Regions from separate parts of the Homo sapiens genome. Here region 1 is linked to region 2. Evidence: chromatin contacts called from ENCODE Hi-C or POLR2A ChIA-PET data. All regions are on one chromosome and are shown on one strand. The core of a region is the stretch at or near the end of the contact, and the rest is flanking DNA. Distances in the headings are between cores, read along the strand shown.

Region 1 (6,725 bases), core at 4,030-6,529, 2.7 Mb after region 2:
ATTCCTAGGGCAGGTTGATAATATTCCAAGTGATGCTAAATACCTATTTATGGAAACAAATGGTTTTTTTCTTCTGTCGAGTTGCACCTATGCAAGACAGATGAGACAATGACTATGCACATTTACATTTTATGCTAAGACAAGGGAAGAATGAAAGCCTGGCTAGTTCTTGTACTTGTCTCTTTTTTAAAATATTAAGAAGAAAATGAAATGGAAAGAATGATTTAGAAAAGAAAAAAGGAGTATAGCTTGAGTACCATGAAGATGGCTCATTTAAGGAAGTGGTATAATGACAAGTTCAATAATTAAGATACTTTTCTTTTATTTCAGAGCCAACAAGAGGCAGTGTGCTCTAGAACAGCATTTCTTAAACATTTCTTAACCCCCTGGGGGTCATAAGAAGCCAATTCTCATTGAGCAGTTCTGGGGCAGGGCCTGATAGTCTGCATTTCTAGCAAGCTCCAAGGTAAAGCCATGCTTGCTGCTAGTCCAAGGCCAACACTTGGATCAGTAAAGCTGTAAAATTAATGTTAATCTAAGTCATAAAGAAGACAAATGAAAATGTCAGATAATTTTGTCCTAGGGAGAAGATTTAAAGCCCGGCTAATTTTTTGTATTTTTAGTAGAGACGGGGTTTCACCGTGTTAGCCAGGATGGTCTCGATCTCCTGACCTCGTGATCCGCCCGCCTCGGCCTCCCAAAGTGCTGGGATTACAGGCGTGAGCCACCGCGCCCGGCCGTACTCTTGATTTTTACATCCCATCGCCCTGCCCAGTTTTTCCCCCTCCTGCCTTTCCCATTTCATTGAATGGAATCTGTCTATTCTCCCTGGTACTCCTCATCCTTAATATTTCCCTTTCCTTCACCAGTCCTCCTTCCCACCAAGCCACAGCTAATCCAACAGCAAAACAAGTTCAATTAATTCTCTCTCTCTCTGTTTTTTTTTTTTTTGAGATGGAGTCTTGCTCTGTGGCCCAGGATGGAGTATAGTGGCAGGATCTCGGCTCACTGCAACCTCCACCTCCCAGGTTCAAGCGATTCTCCTGCCTCAGCCTCCCAAGTAGCTGTGCCACCATGCCCAGCTAATTTTTGTATTTTTAGTAGAGACAGGGTTTCACCATTTGGCCAGGCTGGTCTTGAACTACTGACCTCAGGTGATCTGCATGCCTCGGCCTCCCAAAATGCTGGGATTACAGGTGTGAGCCACTGCACCCGGCCCAAGTTCAATTAATTGTACCTCCACAATATATCTTGACTCCAATGACATCTCCTCTACTGACATATCTGTAATCCAGGATAACATCTGGACCACTCTGACTAGCTTTCTACCTAGTTTCTCAGCTGCCATTCTCACTCTTCTGTCTGTTCTCCACAAGAAACCAGAGTGATCTTTTAAAAATGTAAATTAGCCAATATCTCTCATGAACTTAGATGCAAAAATATTTAACAAAATATTAGCAACTTGAATCAAGCAATGTATAAAAAATTATATACCATGACCAAGTGGGATTTATTCCAGGGATACTGGGCTGCTTCAGTATTTGAAAATCAAATAATGTTATCCACAACATTAACAGACTAAAGAAGAAAATTCACATAATTATCTTGATTGATGAAGAAAAAAACATTTGACAAAATTCAATACCCATTCATGAAAATTTTCAAAAAAATAGAAGGAAATGAATCAACTTGACAAAGAGCATCTACAAAAAATCTACAGGTAATATTACGCTAAATGATGAAAGACTAAATGCTTTTCTTCTAAGATTAAGAAAAAAGTAAGGATGCCCACTCCTACTACTCTTACTCAACACAGTAGTGAAAACTCTAGCCAGCGCAAGGTAGAAGAAAAGCCAAAACATACAGATTGGAAAGGAAGAAATAATTTGCCCTGATTTGCAGACAACATGACTGTCCATGTAGACAACCCCCAAGGCATCTACTCCAGAACCCAAACAAAACAAAACAAAAATTCCTACACCTAGTAAGTTCAGTAAGGTCACAGGTTACAAGATGAACACACAAAAAAGTCTATATACTAACAAGGAATATGTGGAAACTGAAATTAAAAACACAATATCATTTATGATAGCTCCAAAGGAAATGAAATACCTAAGTATAAATTTAACAAAACAAGTACAAGATTCATATGCTAAAAATTACAAAACACTGATGAAAGAAATCAAAGATCTAAATAAAGGATAGTGATAACACTGAATGCTGTTAAGGATGTGAAAAAACTGGATCACCGAGAATACAATCCCAGTGGGAATGTAAAATGGTTCAGCCACTCTGGAAAATAGTTTAGCAGTTTCCTTTAAAACTAAAAATTCGGCCAGTTGCAGTGGCTCATGCCTGTAATCCCAGGACTTTGGGAGGCCAAGGCAGGCGGATCACCTGAGTTCAGGTGTTCGAGACCAGCCTGGCCAACATGGCGAGACCCCATCTTTACTAAAAGTACAAAAATTAGCCAGGTGTGGTGGCAGGTGCCTGTAATCCCAGCTACTCAGGAGGCTGAGTAGGAGAATTACTTGAACCAGGGAGGCAGAGGTTGCAGTGAGCCGAGATGGTGCCACTGCACTCCAGTCTGGGGTACAAGAAGGAGACTCGATCTCAAAAAAAAAAAAAAAAAATTATAAATTCACTTAGCATACAATGTTGCAACTGTACCCTTGGATATTTATTCCAGAGAAATGAAAGTGTATACTCAATGTTCAAACCTGCGCATGAATGTTCATTTATTTATAAGCATTTATTTATAATTGCTAAAAAATGGAGACAACCTAGATGTCCTTCAGTGGATGAATAGTTATATTGTGGTACATCTTTACCACGAAATACTACTAAGCAATAAAATGGAAAGGACTATTTTCTTTTTTTTTGAGACAAGGTCTCATTCTGTCATTCAGGCTGGAATGCAGTGGCATGAACATGGCTTACTGCAGCCTCAACCTCCTGGGCTCAGGCCATCCTCCCACCCCAGCCTCCCAAGTAATTGGGACCTGCTGATTTTAAATTTTTTGTAGATACATGGTTTCCCCATGTTGCCCAGACTGGCCTTGAACTCCTGAGTTCAGGTGATCTGACCACCTCAGCCTCCCAAAGTGTTGGGATTACAGGTGTGAGCCGCTGCATCTGGCAAGGAAGGGCCTATTGATATAAGCGACTAGTTGGATAGATCTAAAGGGAATTCTGCTGAGTGAAAAAAGCCCATTTCGAAGGATTACATACTGTATGAGTCCATTTGTACAATATTCTTGAAATGTTGTAATTACAGAGATGGAAAGCAGATTAGTATTTTCCAGGAGTTAGGATTTTGTGGGGAGGGAGTAGGAGTGCTACAAAGGGTAATACCATGGAGCCTTGTGGTAATGGAACAGTTGTGCATTTTGATTGTGGTGGTGGCTACTGGAAGCTACACATGTTAAAAAATTGGCAAGAACTACACACACACACACACACACACACACACACACACACACGGGAGTACCTGTATTACTGGTGAAATCTGAATAAGCTCTGTGGATTGTAGCAACGTCAATTTCATGGTGTTTGTATTGTACTACAGTTACATAAGATGCTAACATTGGGGAGAAGGGGGAAGGGTATATGAAACCATTGGGTACATTTTTTTTGGCAACTCCCTGTGAATCTATAACTAAAAAGTTTAAAAATGTGAATCAGATTCTATGTGTTCTCTTACTTTAAGTCATTTCAAGGCTCCCCATTGCAAGTAGAAGAAAATCCAGGTTCCTTACCTTAGGTTACCTGCTCCCTGCCTAGCTCTCTCTGACCTCATCTCACTCCTCATCTTATTAACTGAGCTGAAGCACACAAATCTCCCTTCACAGACACAGTGCTCTTCATGCTCTGCTCCTTCCCACCTGGGAGATGCTTTACTTGCTGTTTCCTTCCTAAATAGCTCTTCGCATATCTCACTGCATGTCTTGTTATCATTCAGGCTCACCTCCAGGTCACCTCCTCAGAGAAGCTTCCCTGACCTCCTGTTGAAAGCATTCTGTTATTCTCTAGTGCATTTTCTTCCCAGCACTTGCCAATATCTGAATTTATCTTTGTTTATTTGTCTTCCTCTATTAGAAGGTAAACTCTAGGAGAACTGGGACCATGCTATCTTATTCATAGTATTATCTCCAGTGGTAGAAAGTGCCTGGTGCTGGATTTCAAGGGACAGCCTACACGCACACACCCACAGATGTGCACACACACATACACTAAAAAGCACTCCTCTTCCTCCCCTGGGTTCTGGACAATTTCAATAAATATAATAAAAGGGTAAAGACAGAAGTAAAAACATCACCTTTCTTACTAACAAGGGATAGTTTAGAAGTGTAGTTTAGACAATGCTTACTGGCGAATTAGGCAGCCTTACCCCATTGGGTCCCAGGCAGCTCTATAGTGAATTAATCCCTCCTTTACCAATGCCAGGAACATAGGTGCATGCTAAATATTCTGTGAATGACAGAGGGAAGGAACAAAGGCTGTGATGAATTTCTGAGTCTTCACTCATATCGTCTCCCAGAATAAGGCACAGAAGTGGGACTGCTGATTTAAAGATACAGGGCTCAGATGGAAAAGATGCTAAGGATGGTTGGAGGCACAGGTAGGAGGCAGTCTGCAGAGAGTCTCAATGCCAGGCCCAGACACTGAGAAGCTGTTTAAGTTGAAGTTGGGGGTGGTCATATATCTTTTTATCCACCTCAGTCTGCTCATTTACCTAGGTGCCGTTTTCATTATTTGGGGGAGGTGTGAGTGATCGCTGTTTCTATGAGTAGGGTCACTTTAGTACTCCTTGCTGGTACAGTATTAAGCAACCCATCAGCCTTAATAGAGTTTATGTCTGTATCACAACTCTCTTGTCTCAAAAATAATAAAAGCACACCTAACGGGTCTACTTGTCAGTGACTATAAGGTGCCATATTAATCAGAAGTGGAATTTTTTGAAAAAGATAACCCTTGAGTTACAAACCGTCCCCACAGCATTTCCTTTAATGAAAAACGGAAGTTTGGGGAGCCAAATAGATTGTCTGGAGCAGTCTGGCTACAGCTATGAATAAGAGACAAAAAAGTAGTTGTCAGCACCATCAGGGGAAAGAGAAAGAATGTGGGTTAGGCAGAATACAGGTTATACACAAGTATGAGGAATAAACGACACCCCTAATTCCAGCAGCCTTGAAAAAGAAAACATTTAAGAAAGAGGAAATGTTGTTTCTACTCTGAGCCACCACCACTAAATTATCTCATTGACCAAATATTGCTCAACACTTAGATCCAGCTTTTTTTTTTTTGAGATGGAGTCTTGCTCTGTCACCCAGGCTGGGCTGGAGTGCAATGGCACGATCTTGACTCACTACAACCTCTGCTTCCTGGGTTCAAGCGATTCTCCTGCCTCAGCCTCCAGAGCAGCTGGGATTACAGGTGCCTGCCACTGTGCCCAGCTAATTTTTGTATTTTTAGTAGAGATGGGGTTTCACCATGTTAGCCAGATTGGTCTTGAACTCCGGACCTCAGGTGATCCACTTGCCTCGGCCTCACAAAGGGCTGGGATTACAGGTGTGAGCCACCAAGCCTGGCCAGATCCACTTTTTCTTGATGGTTTCTCTATTGTTTCTCCAGGTATATATATATCTGGAGGTGTATATATACTTGGAGGGGTGTGTGTGTGTGTATATATAATTTCTTTTCTATTGTATCTCTCTGGTTTGACTTGTGCCCACTGGGCAAGGTTAAGCCCACCTGTATGCTCTGTCAAATGCTTCAGTGTTGTGTGTGTGTGTGTGTGTGTGTGTGTGTGTGTGTGTGAGAGAGAGAGAGAGAGAGAGAGAGAGATAGGGGCATGGGAGGATAGAGGTATCAGAGGTCTCTGTGTAAAAACCAGATCTACTTACTGTTCTGGAATTGTTTTACGATCCGAAGGCTGTTACAGGTCACTAATGGCTTGGTGTCTTAGCTTTTCACCTTGCTTTGCTGTGGAAGAAGAGACCCTGAGCACCAGGAACAGCATGAAATGCAGGAAAGGGGACAGTAAAAGCAGTTTTACTTACTTCAGGATTTTACTTAATGCCTATTTGTAGAAACCTACTCATTGAAATGAACATACCTCTCCACGTCAATCAGTGGTGCTCAAGATTGCAGGAAAAAAGTTCTCCACCAGTCAACATTTGAAAATGTCTTTTTTTTTTTTTTTGAGTTGAGGCTTCACTCTGTCGCTGAGGCTGGAGGGCAGTGGTGTAATCACAGCTTATTGTAGCTTTGACCTCTTGGGCCTCAGCCTCCCGAGTAGCTGGAACTACAGGCACATCACCATGACTGACTAATTTTTGTTTTAATTTTTTTTAGAGATAGGGATCTCTGCTATGTTGACTAGGCTGGTTTCTAACTCCTGCCCTCAAGCAATTCTGCCACCTCAGACTCCCAAGTAGCTAAGATCATAGGTGTGAGCTGCCACCCCGGCCTGAAAATGTCTTTCAGTCAGAAATTTACCCATATTTGTAAAAATACAGGAGCTGCACCGCATAACCCACAGAAAACTTTTGAGCTTTCTGAGTTTTTGAGACGGACTTTGGGAATCCACTTTTCTAAGTTAGAAAGAAAATGTAAGCGTGCCTGTTTGTTGCTTAAATGTATTCTCACATATTTATCATTGTTTCACTCATACTGCCATTTAACTTTTCAACTGTTTATCCCTTGGTCTCCTAATGAAAAGG
Region 2 (6,773 bases), core at 3,397-5,896:
TAAAAGTAAAATGGGATTGTTTGTAACACAAAGGATAAATGCTTGAGGTGATAGATACCCCATTTACCCTGTGAGATTATTACACATTGCATGCCTGTATCGAAATATTTCATGTAACTCATAAATATATACCCCTACTATGTACCCACAAAAATTAAAAATTAGTGCTATAGGCTAGCCAGGCGTGGTAGCATGTGCCTGTAGTCCCAGCTACTCAGGAGACTGAGGCAAGAGGATCCCTTGAACTTAGGAGTTTGAGGCTGCAGTGAGAGTTGTGATTGTGCACTGCACTCCTGCTTGTGTGACAGAGCAAGACTCCATCTCTAAAAATAAAAAAGAGTGCTATAGGCTGAATGTTGGTGTCCCCCCAAAATTCGTATTTTGGAACCTAATACCCAATGAGATAGTATTAAGAAATGGGGTCTTTTGGGAAGTGATTAAGTCATGAAGGTTTCATCCTCATGAATGGGATTAGTGTCGTTATAAAAGGAGGTGGAAGGAAACTGTCTTGCCCCTTTCACCATGTGAAGGTGCAGCAAGAAAGTGCCATCTTTGAAGCAGAGAGTAAGGCTTCTTCAGACACTGAATCCGCTGGCACGTTGACCTTGGACTCTATGGCCTCCAGAACTGTGAGCAATACATTTCTATTGTTTATAATACCCAGACTAAGGTATTTTGTTGCAGCAGCCAAAGAGACTAAGAGAGCTAGCCACAGCAGATGATATAGTTTGGCTCTATGTCCGCACCCATATCTCACCTTGAATTGTAGTTCCCATAATCCCATGTGTCATGGGAGGGATCCATTGGGAGGTAATCGAATCATGGAGGCAGTTACCTTCATGCTGTTCTTGTGACAGTGAGTGATTTCTCACGAGATCTGATGGTTTTATAAGGAGCTTTTCCCTGTTTTGCTTGGCACTTCTCCTTGCTGCTGCCACGTGAAGAAGGATTTGCTTCCCCTTCCTCCATGACTGTAAGTTTCCTGAGGCCTCCCCAGCCATGCTGAACTGTGAGTCAATTAAACCTCTTTCCTGGCCGGACGCGGTGGCTCACCGCCTGTAATCCCAGCACTTTGGGAGGCCGAGGCGGGCAGATCATGAGGTTAGGAGATCGAGACAATCCTGGCCAACATGGTGAAACCCCGTCTCTACTAAAAAATATATATAAAAAATTAGCCAGGCGTGGTGGCTTGCACCCGTAGTCCTGGCAACTTGGGAGGCTGAGGCAGGGGAATGGCTTGAACCTGGGAGGTGGAGGTGGCAGTGAGCCAAGATTGCGCCACTGCACTCCAGCTTGGCGACAGAGCAAGACTCCATCTAAAATAAAATGAAATTTTTTTAAAAACCTCTTTCCTTTATAAATTACTCAGTCACAGGTATGTCTTTATTAGCAGTGTGAGAACAGACTAATACAGCAGGAATGGCAATATGTGTAGGGAAATTCCTTTTACTGGGTGCCTACTGCATGCTGTGGGGCTGAGTATGATTGCTTAAAGGTGCTAAACTGGATGGCTGTAATCATAATTATTTTGGCCTCTTTTCATTTCACCTTAAATCATAAGCATTTTTCATGTTGTTCTATAGCTTTCATAAATACCTGTTTTTCCAGAGGTTAAATTTCATTTTATTCCTTTTAACACTTTGTTTTGTTTTCGTTAGCCTTTTACTCCTAAAACTTTTGTAAAATTATTTTTAACTTATAGCAATGCAAGAATATAAAATTTTAAAATTTATTATTGTTATTGTTATTTTTGAGACAGAGTCTCGCTCTGTCACCCAGGCTGGAGTGCAGTGGCACCATCTTGGCTCACTGCAACCTCCATCTCCCAGATTCATGTGACTCTCGTGCTTCAGCCTCCCGAGTAGCTGGGATTACAGGTATGCACCACCAGGCCTGGCTAATTTTTGTATTTTTAATAGAAACGGGGTTTCACTATGTTGGCCAGGCTAGTCTCGAACTCCTGGCTTCAAGTGATCCGTCTGTCTTGCCTCCCAAAGTGCTGGGATTATAGACATGAGCCACCGTGCCCGGCCTAAAAAAATTATTTTTATCAAAATGACTTTTATGTGTGTAAACGTTTAGTTGCCTGATGTTTTTAAACTTTTAAAATTAAACTTTTTCTGATTATAAAAGTATTAAAGGTCTTTTACAGAAAATCTAGAAAACATAGGAAAACATAAAGAAAAAATAATGATAACAATAATCTGTAACTCCATTATTTTAAGCTCACCAATTTAAATAACTTTTTGGCATATTTCCTTCCAGTCTTTTTTAAATGCCTTTTAACATGGTTGAGATCATATTTTGTCTATAATTTTTTACTTAATATTTTGCTGCATTTTCCCATATCTTAAGAATGTTTTATAAATACAGTTTTAGCATCTGCAAAATACTGCATTAAGAGAAGGTGCCAGAGTTTGCTTAACCAGTCCCTTATTGTTGGGCATTTAAGTTACTTCTAATTTTCTTCTATTATAAATAATGCTTTTTGCATAAATGCATAAAGCACTATAAGGTTATTTCCTCAGAGAAAATTCTCAGATGTGGGATTTCTATATCAAGTAGTGTGAAAATTTAAAAGGTTCCTGATATGCACTGCCAAATTGCTTTTTAAGAGGTTTGTACTAAATTCCACTTACCCTATTATGTGGGAGAGAAAACCAACTAAATGTCCTTAAGCTTTAAAAACGATAAGTTTCTCAGAATCTCTGGGCAAGGGCTATAGCATCCACACATGTATTTTCCTTTGAAAACTAAATATTGCCTGGTAGCATAAAGTCTCAGATTTTGTGGGGAGGGGTTCACACACTTTACTTCCCTTGACATCCCCAAGAACCCAAGAAACATACCTTTTAGTCAGCTAAGTACCTCCACCTTGCAAGCCAACAATATTTTAAAGAGAAATTTTCTTAAGGTTATACAACATCAACAAACTGTCTTGCTGGGTGTCTCTAAAGTTCCCCAGAGAATAAGATCACTCACAGCTTTGGAGGGAGGACTTCTAAGGGATCCCTGAAGGGATCGCCAGTTCTAGCAGATTTAGAGCTGCAGCTCAAAATTTTTCTTGTTTGTAGAGTCTTTGGTCTAGTTCCAGAGATCCCAGCCTTAGATCTCTCCCAACATTCCTCTGGGGCCCTCCAGACATCCACAATCTCAAGAGAAATTGCAAGCTTCTCACCACCTCTCTCGCCCATACATGCTCCGGCTCCCCCCACTTCATTCGCTCTCTCTCCTCTTCTTGTTCTCCCTAGCCTCTCTTCGTATCCTCTCCTCCCCCAACTGTCTCTCTCCTCTTGCTAAGTGTGCCCTCCTGAGTCTATCTTGTAAATTTCTTTCTAAGCTTTACTTTTAATATTCTTCCTTTCTCTCTCTCCCCTCTCTCTTGGCTGAGTGTTTGTGTAACTTTTTTCTAATCCCCCACCCCGACCCCGCCGGATTGTCTCAGACTTTTAGTCCTTTCCTCCTCTCTCAAGGGGACACAGCTGACCTTTCCTAGGAGTAGCCTCTTTTTTTGTCCCCAAACTTCTCACCCCTGGGCTCTTCTATTCTCTTCAAATGGCACACATGCCATCCCTGAATTTGCAGGAGTTTCTTTCTGCCTGTTTCACGCCAAATATAGCTTTTTTTTTTTCACACCATGTTACCAAGGAATAATCTTAGTAGACCACTGTTAATACTTCTAGACCCCACCATGACTTCCTTCTGGTATTTATCCTCATCATACACTCCACGAAAGGATCACTTATATTATGCCCATATTTTCCTCATTCTATCCAAATCAGGATACATAAGAGCAGAAGTCTAAGCCTACTTATAATTACAATAAGATAGGATATTTGAAATCTGGGCTGTCCTCGGAAATCTGGGACATAATGTTGCTATAAATGCCACCTATCCAGAATCCAGCTCTCAAGCAGTTTCATAAGCAAGCACTCTGAACATCCTCAGCATTGTCAGGAAGTTTGTATATTACACTCAGACTAAAAAAGGATTTCCTCTCATTTTGTCCATTCTGGGAATCAGAATTTTGACTGCACATCAGGTGGGGTCTGGCCATCCAGGTTGCTATCTAGAAATCACCACATAGGGGGATTCTTCACAAAAAGTTTTTGTGAGCTTTTTATGAAAAATCTTTCACTGAGGCCAGGCGCAGTGGCTCACACCTGTAATCCCAGCACTTTGGGAGGCCAAGGGGCGCAGATCATCTGAGGTCAAGAGTTCAAGACCAGCCTGGACAACATGGTGAAACCCCATCTCTACTAAAAATAGAAAAATTACACGGGTGTGGTGGCAGGCACCTGTAATCCCAGCTACTTGGGAGGCTGAGGCAGGAGAATCGCTTGAACCCAGGAGGCAGAGGTTGCAGTGAGCTGAGATCGCGCCATGGCACTCCAGCCTGGGTGACAGAGTGAGACTACATCTCAAAAAAAAAAAAAAGAAAATCTTTCACTGAGAAAGGTTGAACCCAAGTCTGAAATGAAAGCATACAGTTTACTACCCATTGATTGATTTATGCAGAAATCTGTATAAAGATCTCCAAAGGTGGCTTAGTAGGTTCTGTTTTAAACTTTCAGTTCCTCCTCCCTAGAAAGTTAGGGAAACCTCTTAACCAATACGAGTTCCTCTGATCTGAGCTGAACTTTCCTTCTTCCACTATCCAAATTCTGCTGATTCTTTTCTGTCCAGGATATTCATCTAAGTCACCATGGTTGTATATGCTCAAGGTTCACTTTAAGTACAGTCTTAATCTTGTTTCTGAGGAAGTTTGCTTTCTCCAGTAGGTCTGCAAAACTTCCGCTTCTTATTTCCTATTGCCCCTGAAATGACATTTCTCCTTGTGAATTAATATGGGCCTGCCTACCTCTAGGTAATCCTGTTTTTGTCATGTATCTGTATTGCATTTTCTGTCCACTTTTGTCCTCTCTTACAGTGAAGGGAGCATTTTAAACTTTTTTGTTTCCATAGAACAGTAACTTGCTGGTTGGAAGACCCGAGTTTAACATGGACCCTCGGAGAAACATGACCCCCGGAGAAACATGGAGAGCCTGAGACATCCTGTGTAATTCAATAAATATCCACCCACTCCCACCCCCACCTTTGCTGGCTACAGCAGCTGGGGAAGTCAGAGGGAAGGAGGTTTTTTATGTTTTGTTTTGTTTTGTTTTGTTTTGGAGACGGAGTTTTACTCTTGTCGCCCAGGCTGGAGTGCAATGGCATGATCTCAGCTCACTGCAACCTCAGCCTCCTGGGTTCAAGCAATTCTCCTGTTTCAGCCTCCTGAGTATCTGGGATTACAGGCACACACCAAATCGCCTGGCTAATTTTTTGCATTTTTAATAGAAACAGAGTTCCACCATGTTAGCCAGGCTGGTCTCGAACTCCTGACCTCAGGTGATCTGCCCGCCTCGGCCTCCCAAAGTGCTGGGATTACAGGCGTGAGCCACCGCGCCTGGCCGGAAGGAGTTATTTTTGAGCATTTTATGCTGCTCAGTCTTGTGCAGACCGCACATACTGTAGAGTTCATGCACTTTTCTCCCAGTAGTGACTTTCAGCTCTTGCTTTACATGTAGTTCCAACAAGCTTGGATATTTAGTTTCCATGTCTATAGCAGATCAAAATTAACAATTAATGGGTGGGGGTTGGGAGGCCAGAATAAGATAGTTAAAAGCACAGATTCTGGAGTCAAACTGAGTCTTTGAATCCTGTGCTGCTGCTTCCTAACTGTATGACTTTGAAGTATTTAACCTTTTAGCTTCAATTTCCTCATCTGTAAAATGGGAATAATAATAATAGCTATTTTGCACAGTTGGTCATAAAGATTAAATAAGTTAATATATATGAGGTGCCTGCATTTGTAAGTACTCTGTGAGTATAGAGAGGGCGCATTGGTAACAGTACTGATGAGATGTAGCAAAGAAGCAAACCAACCAAAAAAAGCGGAGAAAACAGAGCAATCTAGGATCCAACTGTGTAAGACAGAGGTTCCCAAACTTTCTCAGCTCAAAGGCACCTTTAGTGTCTCAGTAATTTTTTCATGGTGACTTCTCCATGCCCACTCCTCCTACAAAAAAACCAAAGTAATAATTCTCTTTATTAAGTAGTTAAGTCCAAACAACTTAATCAGTATTTACATCCTAATAATTTACTAACCATTTGAAATAATAATTACATAAGTTTTTATTCATTTCTTTCTTTTTTTTTTTTTTTTGAGATGGAGTCTTGCCCTGTCACCCAGACTGGGGTGCAGTGGCACCATCTCAGCTCACTGCAACCTCCGCCTCCGGGTTCAAGTGATTCTCTTGCCTCAGCCTCCTGAGTAGCTGGGATTACAGGCGTGTGCCACCACACCCAGCTAATTTTTGCATTTTTAGTAGAGATGGGGTTTTGTCATTTGGCCAGGCCGGTGTCGAACTCCTGACCTCAGGTGATCCACCCGCCTCGGCCTCCCAAAGTGCTGGGATTACAGCCACCATGCCCAGCATTTTTTTTTTTTTTTTTTTGAGATGGAGTCTTGCCCTGTCACCCAGGCTGTAGCGCAGTGGTGTAGTCTCGGCTCACTGCAACCTCCGCCTTTTTGTAGAGATGGAGTTTGCCATGTTGGCCAGGCTGGTCTCAAACTCCTGACCTCAAGTGATCTACCCACCTCGACCTCCCAAAGTGAGGCACTACACACTACAGGGTCTGAAAGCAGGGAACATAAGTCCGATTCATTCTGACTTCCTAGAACTAAGTCAAAGGGAAAACTCCAACTTACCACACCCAAGTAACAAAAG

What was found. Hi-C counts contacts between places; a loop is a spot of excess contacts on that map. ChIA-PET counts read pairs that join two places held with the same protein, here RNA polymerase II (POLR2A).
Region 1: a loop to region 2 is called in a map with no recorded cell type, with 6 times the contacts of the local background. The contact joins two enhancer-like sites. A Hi-C loop is called at or near these places in 1 of 37 single-sample maps with no recorded cell type. POLR2A ChIA-PET finds 5 or more read pairs at or near these places in 1 of 52 experiments (activated T-cell).

What each region holds. Positions count from the first base shown.
Region 1 is chr1:55,239,637-55,246,361 of GRCh38, forward strand. No RefSeq gene overlaps it. Among named protein-coding and RNA genes, the nearest start is that of MIR4422, 17 kb to the left of the region's middle. RefSeq lists an enhancer at 668-1,167. Within about 2 kb of position 5,280, at least 3 of the 41 ENCODE cell types and tissues checked have a DNase peak (open chromatin) inside an H3K27ac peak, as active enhancers do.
Region 2 is chr1:52,564,970-52,571,742 of GRCh38, forward strand. No RefSeq gene overlaps it. Among named protein-coding and RNA genes, the nearest start is that of TUT4, 15 kb to the left of the region's middle. RefSeq lists an enhancer at 6,328-6,773. Within about 2 kb of position 4,647, at least 2 of the 41 ENCODE cell types and tissues checked have a DNase peak (open chromatin) inside an H3K27ac peak, as active enhancers do.